2 separate regions of the Homo sapiens genome follow, and region 2 is linked to region 1. The links are chromatin contacts, found by Hi-C or POLR2A ChIA-PET in ENCODE. All regions are on one chromosome and are shown on one strand. Each heading gives the region's core, a stretch centred on a gene start or an enhancer-like site at or near the end of the contact. The rest is flanking DNA. Distances are from core to core; before and after follow the strand shown. Region 1 overlaps PPP1R12A (protein phosphatase 1 regulatory subunit 12A). Region 2 overlaps OTOGL (otogelin like).

Evidence for each region. A loop is a pair of places that touch in the nucleus more often than their neighbours do. ChIA-PET counts read pairs that join two places held with the same protein, here RNA polymerase II (POLR2A). Pooled maps may share reads with other maps.
Region 2: a loop to region 1 is called in a map of sigmoid colon, with 2.3 times the contacts of the local background. The contact joins two enhancer-like sites. A Hi-C loop is called at or near these places in 1 of 168 maps with a recorded cell type or tissue (sigmoid colon), 3 of 37 single-sample maps with no recorded cell type and 4 of 50 pooled maps. POLR2A ChIA-PET finds 5 or more read pairs at or near these places in 2 of 52 experiments (AG04449 and PC-9).

The regions. Positions count from the first base shown.
Region 1 is chr12:79,773,161-79,779,592 of GRCh38, forward strand. PPP1R12A (protein phosphatase 1 regulatory subunit 12A) reads right to left here. Exons shown (of 25, transcript NM_002480.3): 24 at 5,390-5,440; 25 at 408-2,855. The coding sequence ends at 2,769. It overlaps PPP1R12A-AS2 (PPP1R12A antisense RNA 2), which reads left to right. Exons shown (of 7, transcript NR_187531.1): 6 at 5,191-5,285; 7 at 5,413-6,432. Among named protein-coding and RNA genes, the nearest start is that of PAWR, 85 kb to the left of the region's middle. Within about 2 kb of position 3,136, at least 2 of the 41 ENCODE cell types and tissues checked have a DNase peak (open chromatin) inside an H3K27ac peak, as active enhancers do.
Region 2 is chr12:80,267,264-80,273,695 of GRCh38, forward strand. OTOGL (otogelin like) reads left to right here. Exons shown (of 59, transcript NM_001378609.3): 22 at 1-64; 23 at 2,839-2,891; 24 at 4,385-4,547. Among named protein-coding and RNA genes, the nearest start is that of OTOGL, 170 kb to the left of the region's middle. Within about 2 kb of position 1,853, at least 2 of the 41 ENCODE cell types and tissues checked have a DNase peak (open chromatin) inside an H3K27ac peak, as active enhancers do.

The sequences.
Region 1 (6,432 bases), core at 1,886-4,385:
CATCATACCTGGCTCATTTTTTATTTTTAGTAGAAACGGGGTTTCGCCCTGTTGGCCAGGCTGGTCTCAAACCCCTGACCTCAGGTGATCCTCCCGCCTGGGCCTCCCAACCATGCCTGGCTAAAAGTGCCTCTTATTTATAGATGTGTTAGCAGGTCGAACCTTGGACAAATCTAAATTGGAAAATGATCTAATATTAAAGTAAACTGTATGTTTCAATGGAATATTACCTTTATATGTATCGCTAAGCCTATGTTTGCAGATAAGAAAAAGCACAGGTTTACTTTAAGAAAAAAAAAAAAAACAATGTTTATGGAAGCGAAATCTTGTGCTACAAAGCAACTACCCTGAAACTCACTGTTATTAATTTTTACCCACTTATTATCATAAAAAAACTAGTTCTCAGATTCTGCATACAGACAGCTTTATGTAAAATATATAAACATTTGTCCAAATTGGTACACAGATTGCATAAATATGGCAATTAAGATTGCATTTACAGATGTGCATGTACAATGCTGTGCAAATTATCACAATATTACAATTTCAGAAATTATTCAAATTGGTATCCAAGTAAAGCAATTAGTGAAAAAATACCCATGCAGAATTTAAATATCTCAGAACAAAATTTAAAATGTCTTCATTAAAAGTTCACACATTTAAAATAGTTTTATTCATTTTATTTGTATATGTCAAAATACATTTTTATTTCCAAAATAGTGGGTTTTGCAACTAGTTTCATGCAGAAACAAGGTCTGCTCAATACTACCAATAAAATCAATATAGCACAGTAGCTGTTCAGTTTTAGATACAAAGAATAAATAACCTAAATACAAAACACTAAAATATTAGAAACATGTATTTAATCATTCTTCACAGGCATCCAAACTTCACAAATATAAACCATAGCATGCCTAACTGTTGTGCAACCAGAACATGTTGCAGTCACTCAAACTGATCAGTTATCTGTATATTTTACCTCCACATAAGACCATGGAAATTCTCAATATTCAGACCTACCATTCATACAGTTCAAATATAACCAAAAATAAAACTCCCACAACTATCCTTGTACCTTTAAAATCAAGAATCCTGAGCTTGGTAGTAAGAGCATAACCTTATATCTTCATAAAACCAATCGAGAGAGAGAGGACTTAAAATCCTGCTTACCAAAACACCCTTCCCCAACCCCAAAGTAATCTAAAATAGGCAGTAGAACACAATGACCTTTTAAAATGAAGGGGTACAAATTCACATTTAATATAGTATACAATACAATCAATAATACAATCAGCTACTATAAGCTTTACAATGTACAATTTATTCAAATGGCTGAACTGTTCAGTGGTTAAGGAGACAGTTATGTGCCAGAAAGATGTAGTATTTTTTGCATGGTTTAATGAAAATATAAAAGCTATTTGTCCAAATAAAAGCCATCGTCACTATGTACTTGGTTTTGCGCTTTTTTTTCCTTAAAAAAAAAAAAAGGCCACTGAAATGTATAAAATGGTCTGAACATGATGGTGGTATCAAAGTCGATGCCTCTTCACATGGCAATAACAGTGCATTTAACATTAACTCACGGGTTAATTCTGCAAATGATTTCATAGCATTACTTTGGCTAGCACAACAGTTTTAGACAGCACTCAGATAAATATAGGTATGTGAAATGTAAAGCAATTATCTTATGCAACTTTAATTATGGTTGAGTACTATCAAGTGAAAACTGAAAATAAAAGCACTTTACAGTAGGAAACTTTTGTAAAGATAGGGCTCCACATAATGTGTAACTTTTAAAGTCTTTATATCACATTGTTAGCAAATTTTGTTTTTTAACACTATCATGGAGTAGCCTACTCTGCATTAGCAGACATTTGAAATAAGAAATAGTCAAGCATGCCATGTGGTGGTCTAAAAATCAAAACAATACACTTATTTGTATATACAGCATCACTCAGTACCTGCTAAAATGAATGTGAAGATTACAGAATCTAACATCTTATACTACAATAAAAAAAAAGTGACCAATGAAGCAGAAAATAGGAATTAAAAGATCTAACCTCAAATGACTTTAAAGCATTCATATAAGAAATAAATGCATATTGCACAAACAGTGAAAGCATATGTTCCACCAAGCAATTCAGTTCCAGGTGGGAGACAACACAGCATTAGCCTAATACATGACAATAATCACAGAAGAGCAAGTGTTCTTTTCTGTAATGAAAAAGCTGTGAAAACATAGAAGACTCTGCCACATGAAGAGTTTAGAAGGAAAAAATACAAACCCAAACTTAGATGAAAAGCCAAAAAATTTAAATATCGAAAAACTCGAAACTGTGGCACATCAAAAAATGTTGAGTAACTGTCTTCTGTGAGAGCTGAAAGTTTTTGTTGACACAAAAGTATTTATGTACAACTAAGGCTTACTGGTTAAATATCTGAGGCATATCTGGCCTTGAACACTTTCCTTATATGCTGGAGCTGTAAACAAGTTTTCTCAGTCATTAAAAAAAAATCTTCTCAGCAGCTGCATTAACATGAAACAATGGTCTTGATTAAAAAAAAAAAACAAAAAACAAACCAACAACAACAAAAACACCCCAGAAAATTAAACAAAATGAAACAAAAATTCTAGATAAGAGGGCATTTGGCAGGATATCCGAAAATGACAGTCTCCAAGGATTCTTCCCAGACTTCCAGTGACTGCCAATTATGGTCCACTGGGTTACTAATATGTGCAATTCCATTACTTGCTGCTTTTTTTTTTTTTATTTGGAAAGTTTGCTTATAACTCTGATCAAGGCCCCATTTTCATCCTTTAGCCTCTGGTTGTCTGCTTTTAGGTCTGGTAACATCTATAAAGAGAAAAATTGAAGATCAAGTTTTACCTTCAATATTAAAAGATAAAACATTATTCTTAATAAATGTTATATTTTCACCACAAAACACATGATCAAGCTTTGTCAGTTATATATATTTCTAGTATCTAAAACATGTATCAGGAAGAAGGAAAAAAACCACACCTGGATTTGTAAAGCTAATTAGTTTCATAAATGCTGGAATGAAAGGTTTATTCTCTCCAAATTTTCCATTGAAATTTACTAAATCACTTGATTTTATGACTCACAAGCACACCACATTCCAGCAGCCAAGACAAGCCTGTTTTTGTTAGGATAGGCTCTTAAAAGAGGTTCCTGTCAGCACCTAAACCAAAGACTTTTGCTTTTATGTATGTCAGACCTAAAATCATAATACTTAATATTGTTCCACAAGAAAGTCAAACTACCTAGGAAAACATTGAGGAAATTAGACTTGTTCTAAATTATTAAAATTCCTTAAACGATTCACCTACAGTAGCTCAGTTTAAAATGCCTAAACAATGTCCGATCCCAGATAGATGCTTATTAAATGGTAACAAGCAATTACTATTATTAGAATAGTGCATCATGTTTAAGCTAAAGTAGAAAGTCTGTATCTATGATCCAACTATTACAAAAATAACCAATTTTGAAGCAAATAGCCTCATATCTTCAAACAACACATCTCAATTTTCTGTTGTTTTACAGACAAATTGATGAAGGGGTGAAAATATTACAAGTTAACTGAATACTCTACTAAGGATGATTAAAACTGTATGTTCTTTGCCAGTTTCACTAGGAAATGAAATAGCTCATATTTTTGGTCCCTAAACCATACTTTCCAAAATAGTCCTCTTTCCTCAGTTTTCAAAATGTATTAGTTTATCTAACTTGATAAAAGTAAAACTTCTATTTGCAAAACTAGGTAAAGCAAAATCTTTAAGAAGATTTAATTTTACGTGGAACCAATATGTTCTTATCTGTGTTCAGAATCTTTAAGATATAAAATATAGTAATATTAAGTTTATTCATTTGAATATTTGTAATATAAACTTAAATATAAACTAATGTGGTTCTGACTTCAAATGACATTATTTTGAAAAACATAATGCATGCTTAATCTTCAGCTTCAAAATATATTAATTATATGTAAAATGTTATATACTGTTGGTTTTCTCTCTAGTAAAGAACTGTAAATAATAGTCATATTTTAAGTCCTAAAATATCTGTATAGCTAAAAAATGTGCAAAAGCTTTACAAAAGTACAGATAAGTCTTTAACTTAAATTCCAAAATCATCCCTAATTTTAATGTAGCTCATCAATTGCAATATACAATTAGTGACAATTTCTAACATTCTAAGAAGCCATGCATAATTAGTTATATGATATGCTCCAGACACAATGGCATTAATTTGTAAAAGTGAGCTCTTACAAAACACGCCTACTAATATAAAAACACCTGCCTGGCTCTACCAAGAAGAAATGATGAAACTAAAAATTATAGGTTCACAGACTGCAGTTGCCTATAGAACCCTGAGCGCTTGGCTACCACTCTTGTCAAGGCCCTATTCTCAGTCAGCAGTCGCTCATTTAACTCCCTCAGAGATTGAATTTGCTTTATTTGGTGCAGGTTCTGCAGGAATCAGAACATAAAGAAATAGGAATAAAAAATAAGAAAATGGAAAAGAGTATAATAAGAATGTAATCACAGGTAATTTTTTAAAAATATTACGTCTTAAAGGAACAAGAGATTCAGAAAGGTAAACACTGTATTCCTAAAATTCTATTTCAAACTAAGTAATACATAAGCAAACAAAATACAAAAGATTTGTCTCCAATCTTCAAAGCCATTCAATAATGGTCTAATAACAAACCAAACAATTTAATAATGAAATATCTAAATCTTGAACTTCTAATTCTGTGGGTACAATATACTTACTATGCACTGGTTCATTAATTCACAATGTGATAAAGATTTTATGAAGGACAGTGTGGTAAGAGGTAATCAATTAACTATGCTACTTGTGAAGACATTCAAAACATAATTATTTCTATAGGTAATATGGAGTTTGATAAAATACAGCTCTGCCTGTTCACTCCCCTAATGTCCTTTACTTTCAAAGGAGAACATTTTATAGTAACCCCCTCCACTACTTACTCGCCAAAAAACATGAAAGTATATAGAAACATAAAGAATAAATAATAAATCCTACATCTTATTATTATTGTCTAACTTTTTCTATACCTGAACAGCAAAAGTGCTACACAAATTAATTATCAAAATAATTCGGGTTTTATTTTTTATTTTATTTTTGCTCCTTCTTTTCATAGGTGTTAAGATTTGGGTTTTAGACCCTCTTCTGGCTCACTAAAACCTGGATTCAGGAAGAAAGAGAAGCACCAGATATAGACAGTTCACAAATTGGGTAATCAGCTTTGAGAACAATTAATGTAAACCATATCTATAATAGTATTTTAAACATTAATACATAAACAGCACTCTCTCTCATAAGTAACATAGTTTACTTACTTTGAGCTCTTCTTCCATTTCAGATATTCTTCTTTCTAGAGCTCTTCGTTCCTAGATCGATTTAAGGTACCAATGTTAGTTATATAATTATTATATTCTTAAGTCTTCTTCTATACTGTGAAATAGTGATACTTCAGAATTAAAGGTCCAATCAGGAGCAGTGTAGAAAAGATGTGATGCCAGTGATATGTAAAGAGCTTTCCAAAATTTGACAAAAATAAATATGAAGATCTTTATCCTTAGAGTACAAGCTCTTAATTTAAAGCTTTGACTTTCTGGGAAGATGCTACATAACATATTCAAACTACTTTTTGAGTTCATGTAAAACTTAGAGTGAATCAATACTCAAGACTGAAGACTGTACAGAGAAGAAAAACAAAACTCACACAAAGATGCAATCATATTACAGTGACAGAAGCAGAAAAGCAAGAAGCAAACATGCCTAAAATATGTGTACTTTGCAATTTCAGAGGAATGTAAGAGAAGCTCATTTCCTCCACTCACAATGTGTACTAGCCATTATTTATCCAACTGACTTTATAGCTTTGTATTTAGGTTGACATTATGTGTAGCATTAATGCAGTGAATGTAATAGAAAAGCAACTGCAGCGTTTATTTTAAACTTGTTTCAAAGAGTGACAGGCAAAGCCAACACACAACACATTATTGCAGTGTACTGTTTTATTCTCCCTTAAATGATAAGCATTCTGGGGTGTTATGCAAAAAGCAAGCAGCAGTAATTGATGAGCTGTAAAACTGGTTAGGTCATACCGCCCAGAAGATACTGACTCTTGCCGGTCACCTTTCAGATACAAACCATTTAAATTTAGTTTAATCACACTGAAACTATTTCCAAGACACTCTTTCCCAGATTAATAAATAATGCTGATATTTAGTCAAGCAGTACATTTACTGTAAATGTTAATGTTTTTAGGGTATGTGATTTTAAAAAGTAGACAGAATCCTACTGATCGTCTTTTAAGTACCATGTTATTCCAACATCGGCATGCCTAAACATTATTGTATAGACAGAAACATTATTT
Region 2 (6,432 bases), core at 603-3,102, 490 kb after region 1:
GTTGTCATTATAGGGGCAGTGTTTATCAACCTGGAGAGCTCATCCCCACACCCTCGGGCTTATGGTAGGTTTCAATGATGGGGATTGTGTTTGACAAATGATGTATGTTCTAATATAATTCTTTCTTTTATATATATATATATATTTTTTTATTATACTTTAAGTTCTAGGGTATATGTGTACAACGTGCAGGTTTGTTACGTATGTATACATGTGTGCCATGTTGGTGTGCTGCACCCATTAACTCGTCATTTACATTACATTGAGTATATCTCCTAATGCTATCCCTCCCCCCTCCCCCCACCCCACAACAGGCCCCGGTGTATGATGTTCCCCTTCCTGTGTCCAAGTGTTCTCATTGTTCAATTCCCACTTATGAGTGAGAACATGCAGTGTTTGGTTTTTTTAACCCAAACTGTAAGTTGAAATATGACTTCTGTAATTAAAAAATAAAGATAACAATGTAATCTTTAAATATATTATAATCATGTGATTGTATATATATGTACAAACACATATATACATAATACATGCATATATGACATTTCAAAGTGAAATAACCAAGTTTTGTACTCATAACTGCAGAAAGGAGTTATGAATTTAAGTACCTCACAGTGAAATGAAAGTCCTTTGATCATTTTTTGTTATTAGATAGAAGTTAGGGGTGAAGTACGTGTTTAAATACAACAGTATTACTGAATAGGCTCAAAAAAAAAAGCAATTTCAAAATAGATTTGAAAAATGTCCTGCACAGTAGTAAGTGTGCCTCCTCCCCAGGCCCATCAATACTAGAAAGATAACACTTAATCATAGGATAACACTCATTCTGGTTATAAATTTTCTGTTGAAAATCTAGGCACGTCCATGCAGCAGTCCATACTTACATATAATTCCTAACCTCCCCTTTTTAGTTGCCCCATAGGTACCAACAGATAATAATAGACAGTAGATAATAACAATAATAATCATTTCTAACCATTACTGTGTACCTTGTTTTGTGCTGGCACCATTCTAAGTGTTTAATATCTATTATTAAAATACTTACTCATCACCATAACCCTAAGAGATAGGCAATGTTGTTTTATCCTGATTTACAGGTGAGGAAAATGGGATACAGGTGGCTAAGGAACCTGATACTAAAGCTGGGAGTTAGTCCCAGGCAACCTGGCTCGGCAGTGCTTGTCTCCTGCCTACTTTGCTCTGCAGCTGATTTTTGTATTCACAGCAGAATATTGATTATGCTCAATTTACCTTTGTCTTTATCTCCACCTTTTTTCCTATCCACATCAAGACACAGTGGCAACTAGCTCTTGGATCTTTCTGTGGTACGCAGTACTATTATTCACACAGTTTCCCAAGCCAGAGCTCCAGGAATCATTTTCGACTCTTTCCTCTTGCTCAAAACACCTAATCAGTAAATACCCAGCAACTTTGGATTTTACTTGATTTTACTTTCTACGCGTAGTCAAAAGCCATTTCTTCCTTTCCATCATCACTGCTTTAGCAATCAGTGTGTCTCATTTTCTCTTCCCTGGACCTTCCTCTCTGGTGTTCTTGCCTCTAGTTTTTCCCCTCTTTCATTCTGCCGAGGTGTCCTGTCTTTTTGGATTTAACATGATTAATGTATGTAAACTTAGCAAAAAAAAAAAAAAGTAACCATCCCTCCTCAATGAAAAAAAATCAAAATTCACTTAATATAGTGACTTTGTTAGCCATTCCTTTTTAAAAGCCTTTGTCCCAGAATAAGTATGATATGGAAGACCTGGATATGTGATCTGAGACCTGTCTGTCTCAGTTCCTCTGTGCTATTCAAAGTGTGAGCAAATTCAATCAGAAGTGACTCACTCAGTGGTGAATCACACCTCTGAGTGTTATTCTAGTGTTCAACTATGCATTGCATATTTTTTATGTGATGTGGACTGTATATGTGATTCAGCTTCTTCATCTGGGCTTAAATATAGAACATATGATCTGGTCCAAAGCTGAAAGAAAAACTGTATTGGAGTTATTGAGAACTAATGTGTTGTTTTCCATCATGTTATCTTCTTCAGGGATTTTCAAGGCTAATTTTTCCTATATGTGGCTCTTGCCTTATACTCTGACTTTAGAATGTAAGTTGCAAGGAAGCTGTGACTCCACCCTATCTTCAATGCTGCTGCCAAAATGATTCAAAGCAACCATATCACTTTTCTGCTTAGGTCTTCAATGGCTCACCTCAGGGGTAAAATCTTAGCATCTTCTAGGAGCTAGCCTCTGCCTCTTTTGGCATTCTCACAGCCTGTCCCTTCCTGCATTGCACTTTGCTATGTAGAATGCTGCTTTACTTCTTCATGGTTTATGTGTTTCCACTGAGTGTTATAGCCTTCCTACCTTAGGTGTGCCATAACCTCCATCCACTCTTCAAAACTGTTCAGACTTTACTTCCTTTGATTCCCTGATGTTGGTTGCCAACAGATTTTAAAAACATTTTTTCTTTGTTTTACTTCTATCTCTTAACATATTTCTATGTTGCATGTGTCACACTGCATACATTATTTATTTGTGTGTCTTCCCCTTCTGTGAGACAAATTATGGTAAGAACTATGAATTTTGATGTTCATGTCTCCCATGCCTATCCCAATGCTCCACACTTATAGGTGTTTGATAAAAAGTGTTGTGTTGAAATAGCGTTCCTGAAATTGGACCTAACCCAACAGCTTGTAAAAACTTCTGTGGGAAAAATAACATTTGTATAATGTACTCAATCAATTCTTGTACGTTAGATTGTTGTCGAAATTCAGGGAAAAAAAAAAAAACAACAGATTTGGTTCCATAAATTAACTATTTATTTACTTCTAGCCAGTGTTCAAATGGGACTGTGAAATGTGATGAATTAGCAACGCCCTCTGCTGGTAAGATCTTAAAAGATGTTTTCCTGAATGAGGGTTCAGCTCTGATACCACCTCCACTCCTGGCAGAAGTCATCAATCACCTCTTCTTCCCAATGTGCATGGCTATAGCCTTGGGAATGTTCTTCAACATGGTGTTCCAGTGCTTCTTAACTTTTTCCACATTGAAAATTATAATATTTTTAGGACAGTCTGGGTTGAACATATAAGTCAGCTCAGGGGCGGAGCAGGTCAACCCAGGGATGCTGCCTAGATGCTGCCTACCACAGGACCACCTCAGGCATCCCAAGGACTTTAGGGATATGTATCTAGGCAAGTGTTGTAACCCATTTGTGGGACAGAAATTGGGAAAATCTATTTTAGACCTTCACTTCTCAGATTTTAGTGTGCACATATGGGGATCTTGTTAAAATGCAGATTCTGATTCATTAGGTCAGGGGTGATACCTGAAATTCTACATTTCTATCAGTGACCAAGATAACATTAATACTTCTGGTTCCTGGGCTGCATTATGAGTAGCATGGCTCTGGGACTAGTAGCAATAAATTTAACAATGCATGTAAAATGACATCCACTGTTATCCCTTCAGAATGTCATTTTAAATACCTTTCCTAAGATCTTATGTATTAGGACCATATATATTATTTATTTTCATCATATAAAGAGCCTCAAATTCTCAGTTACTATGGGCAAATTCTAGGCACATAATAAACAATACTTGCTTTCATAGATTTTAATGGGCAGGAAGAGTGTAGGCTAATAAAAGTAATTGTAAGCTATTATTGCTTTGTTATGTATTTGAATGGCCTGGTATATATTATTATTAAAGAGCTTTGAATTACATGCCCTGAATTTACTTTACAAGGATTCAGACAAGCCTAGGGCTTCTTTACAAGACATGTTTATGGACCACACACATTCGGTAGCTACAGGGCCATCCTGACTCTGCCCCATTTCTTTCAGGGTGACTCGCCCCCATTTGATTCAATGAAGGGAAGCCCAGGTGGCTAGCCTTCTCACAGAGGAACCCACGGGATTTTATCCCTTTGGCCCCACTTGAGGCAATTTATTTGATCTCTAAGAGCCCAAAAGCTTTCTGGAAGAATATGGAGCCCCTGTCCTGACTATAGTTATGTCTACTTCTGCACTTCTGTGGTATAGTGAGAACTGATATAAACAATGACTTGAGGTGAAGCAAGATTTAGAATAATCGTGTGTTCATTGTAGCTTTGTAAAAGCCACAATGCTTTTACATTATGCTTAAAAATTGATAACATATGCTGAAAAATTGATAATATATGTATGAATTAATAAAAATATCTTGTTTTTTGACTTCAGAAAATTATATTCTAGTTAGTTACTGTCTTATGGAAGGCAGCTAACATTCTCAAACTCAAAATAGGTTTAGAATAAACCTATTTTATGAATTTTGGTGTTCATATCTCCCATGCCATGACAAAAAGTTAAGGACATTTTGTCTGTGCTTATATCTGAAGTTCACATCTGCCCAGAGGGAAAAGAGTATTTCGACTGCAGGTTTCCTGACCCTGAATTACCAGCTGGTGGTGTTAATTGTGAGACTACATGTGCAAACCTAGCCATGAACTTCACCTGCACCCCATCCTCACCCTGTATAAGTGGCTGTGTTTGTGCTCCAGGGTAAGCCTCTTCTTCATAATACAGAACATTCAGGATTTGCCTGAAAGCACAATATCTCCTGAAAACATTCTTTATAGAAATAGCCAGAATTGTTGTTCTGACTAGTGGTTAACTGGGTTGGTAGCTAGAAGACTATTGTGATTGTTTTGCTTGGCTCATGTGACATTGTGAAATATTATTAATGTAATACACTGAATTGAGGAGAAAACTCATTTCTGGATGAAGCTGGAATTTCTCCCCTGATGAAACTGCAATTTTGAGAAAGTGACACAATTAATCACTCTTCATTCAAAACACTCTTCAAGTGCATTTTTAAATATTCTGTTGTGCAGTTACTGGTATTGATGTGAAGTTGTAATAGTGATGCCAACTGTTTTATCTTAAAGAAAATAGTGTATTGAGGCTACAAAGGGCAGTGGGTAAGAGTGGGAGCTCTGGCATCAGACACACCACTGCTCAAATCCCAGCCCTGACACTGTTAGTGGAGTGATTTTTCTGCAAGTTCTTTTTAAGCCTCAATTAGGCATTGTGATGTGTGTGTGTGTGTGTGTGTGTGTGTGTGTGTGTGTGTGTGTGTGTATTTAAAAATATGAGCCACTATTTTGTGGCAGCATATATTCTACTCCTATCTTCATAAATATTCTTCCATTGCAGAAATGCCTAGTGCACGTGAAAGACAAACACAGAATCTTGTGGCTATTGGCTTCCTCACAGGCACACATATAATCTGGCCTCCCTGGCCCTCCCTCTTCTGGTAATGAAATAGAGGCTGTGCAGAGGGAGTGCCATCTAAGGCAAACAGGTCACCCATTCTTCCTCAATGAACATGTTCACACAAAGGGATTCCTGGGATCAGCTCATATAAACCAGGGGCAAAGAAGAGCGAGGTCTTGTGGTTTGTTTCCCAGGAGAATCGCATTTGTCTAAATGGCCCCCATCTGGAATAGGTTGAAGAGCCAAGTAACTTGGAACTGGCATTAATCTCTTTAGAAAGAAAGGACATAGGAGGCAGAGACAAGAAGGTCACAAAAGAACAAGTGCCTGTGGCTGGGAAAATAAAGACAGGTAGAAATAAGGCCATAGAGCAGATAAGCAAGAAAGACATTTTAGTAAAAAGGAGAAGGGAAATAGAATAATTAAAACCCACAACATTGCTTGATTTATTTGATTTGATTGTGACTCTTAGGAATGCATGGCTAATTAAAGCCATATCCTAATTTTGTTTTATATGCTGTGCTTGAGCTATTATCTTTTAAAATATATTTACTGTCACCTTTGATATTTAGTTGGACAGTGATTTATTTACTGGCTAAATCTCATTACAAAACGTTAAGGAGATTTCCTCCTACCTTCTCTGACTGTATTGAAATAAATGTGGGTGGAATTGACTTAGAGGCCTCTGACAGATTTGGAAATATTTTATTAAGATAGCCTTCTCCTACAATATTGTTTATGGTAATGTGATTTGCCCTGTCTTCTATGTGACCTTGTCTGGCTCATTTTGGCAAAATAGTCCAGTGTGACTTGTTTCATGTGGCTCCTAACAGTGCCAGCAGTTTATTGACTGTAAAAGGACCACATAACCCTAATTGAGAAATCACTGTGGATTGAAGAAATGGAGAATAGTATAGAGGAAAAGTCAGATGGAAATGGCTTCTATGCTGGCCCTCCTTATAAGCCGAAGTACCTCATGGCAAGTTACTTAACCACTTGAAATCTCAAGTTTCTCTTTTAATAATGGATATAACACTATATTTACTTCTTGGATGATTGAGTATATGCTGCACACCAGTTATATAGTAAGAGCTCAGCAAATGTTTATTTCTTATCCCACTGCCCAAACTTGCTTAAAGCAGATACAAGCATACTTTGTTTCATTGTGTGT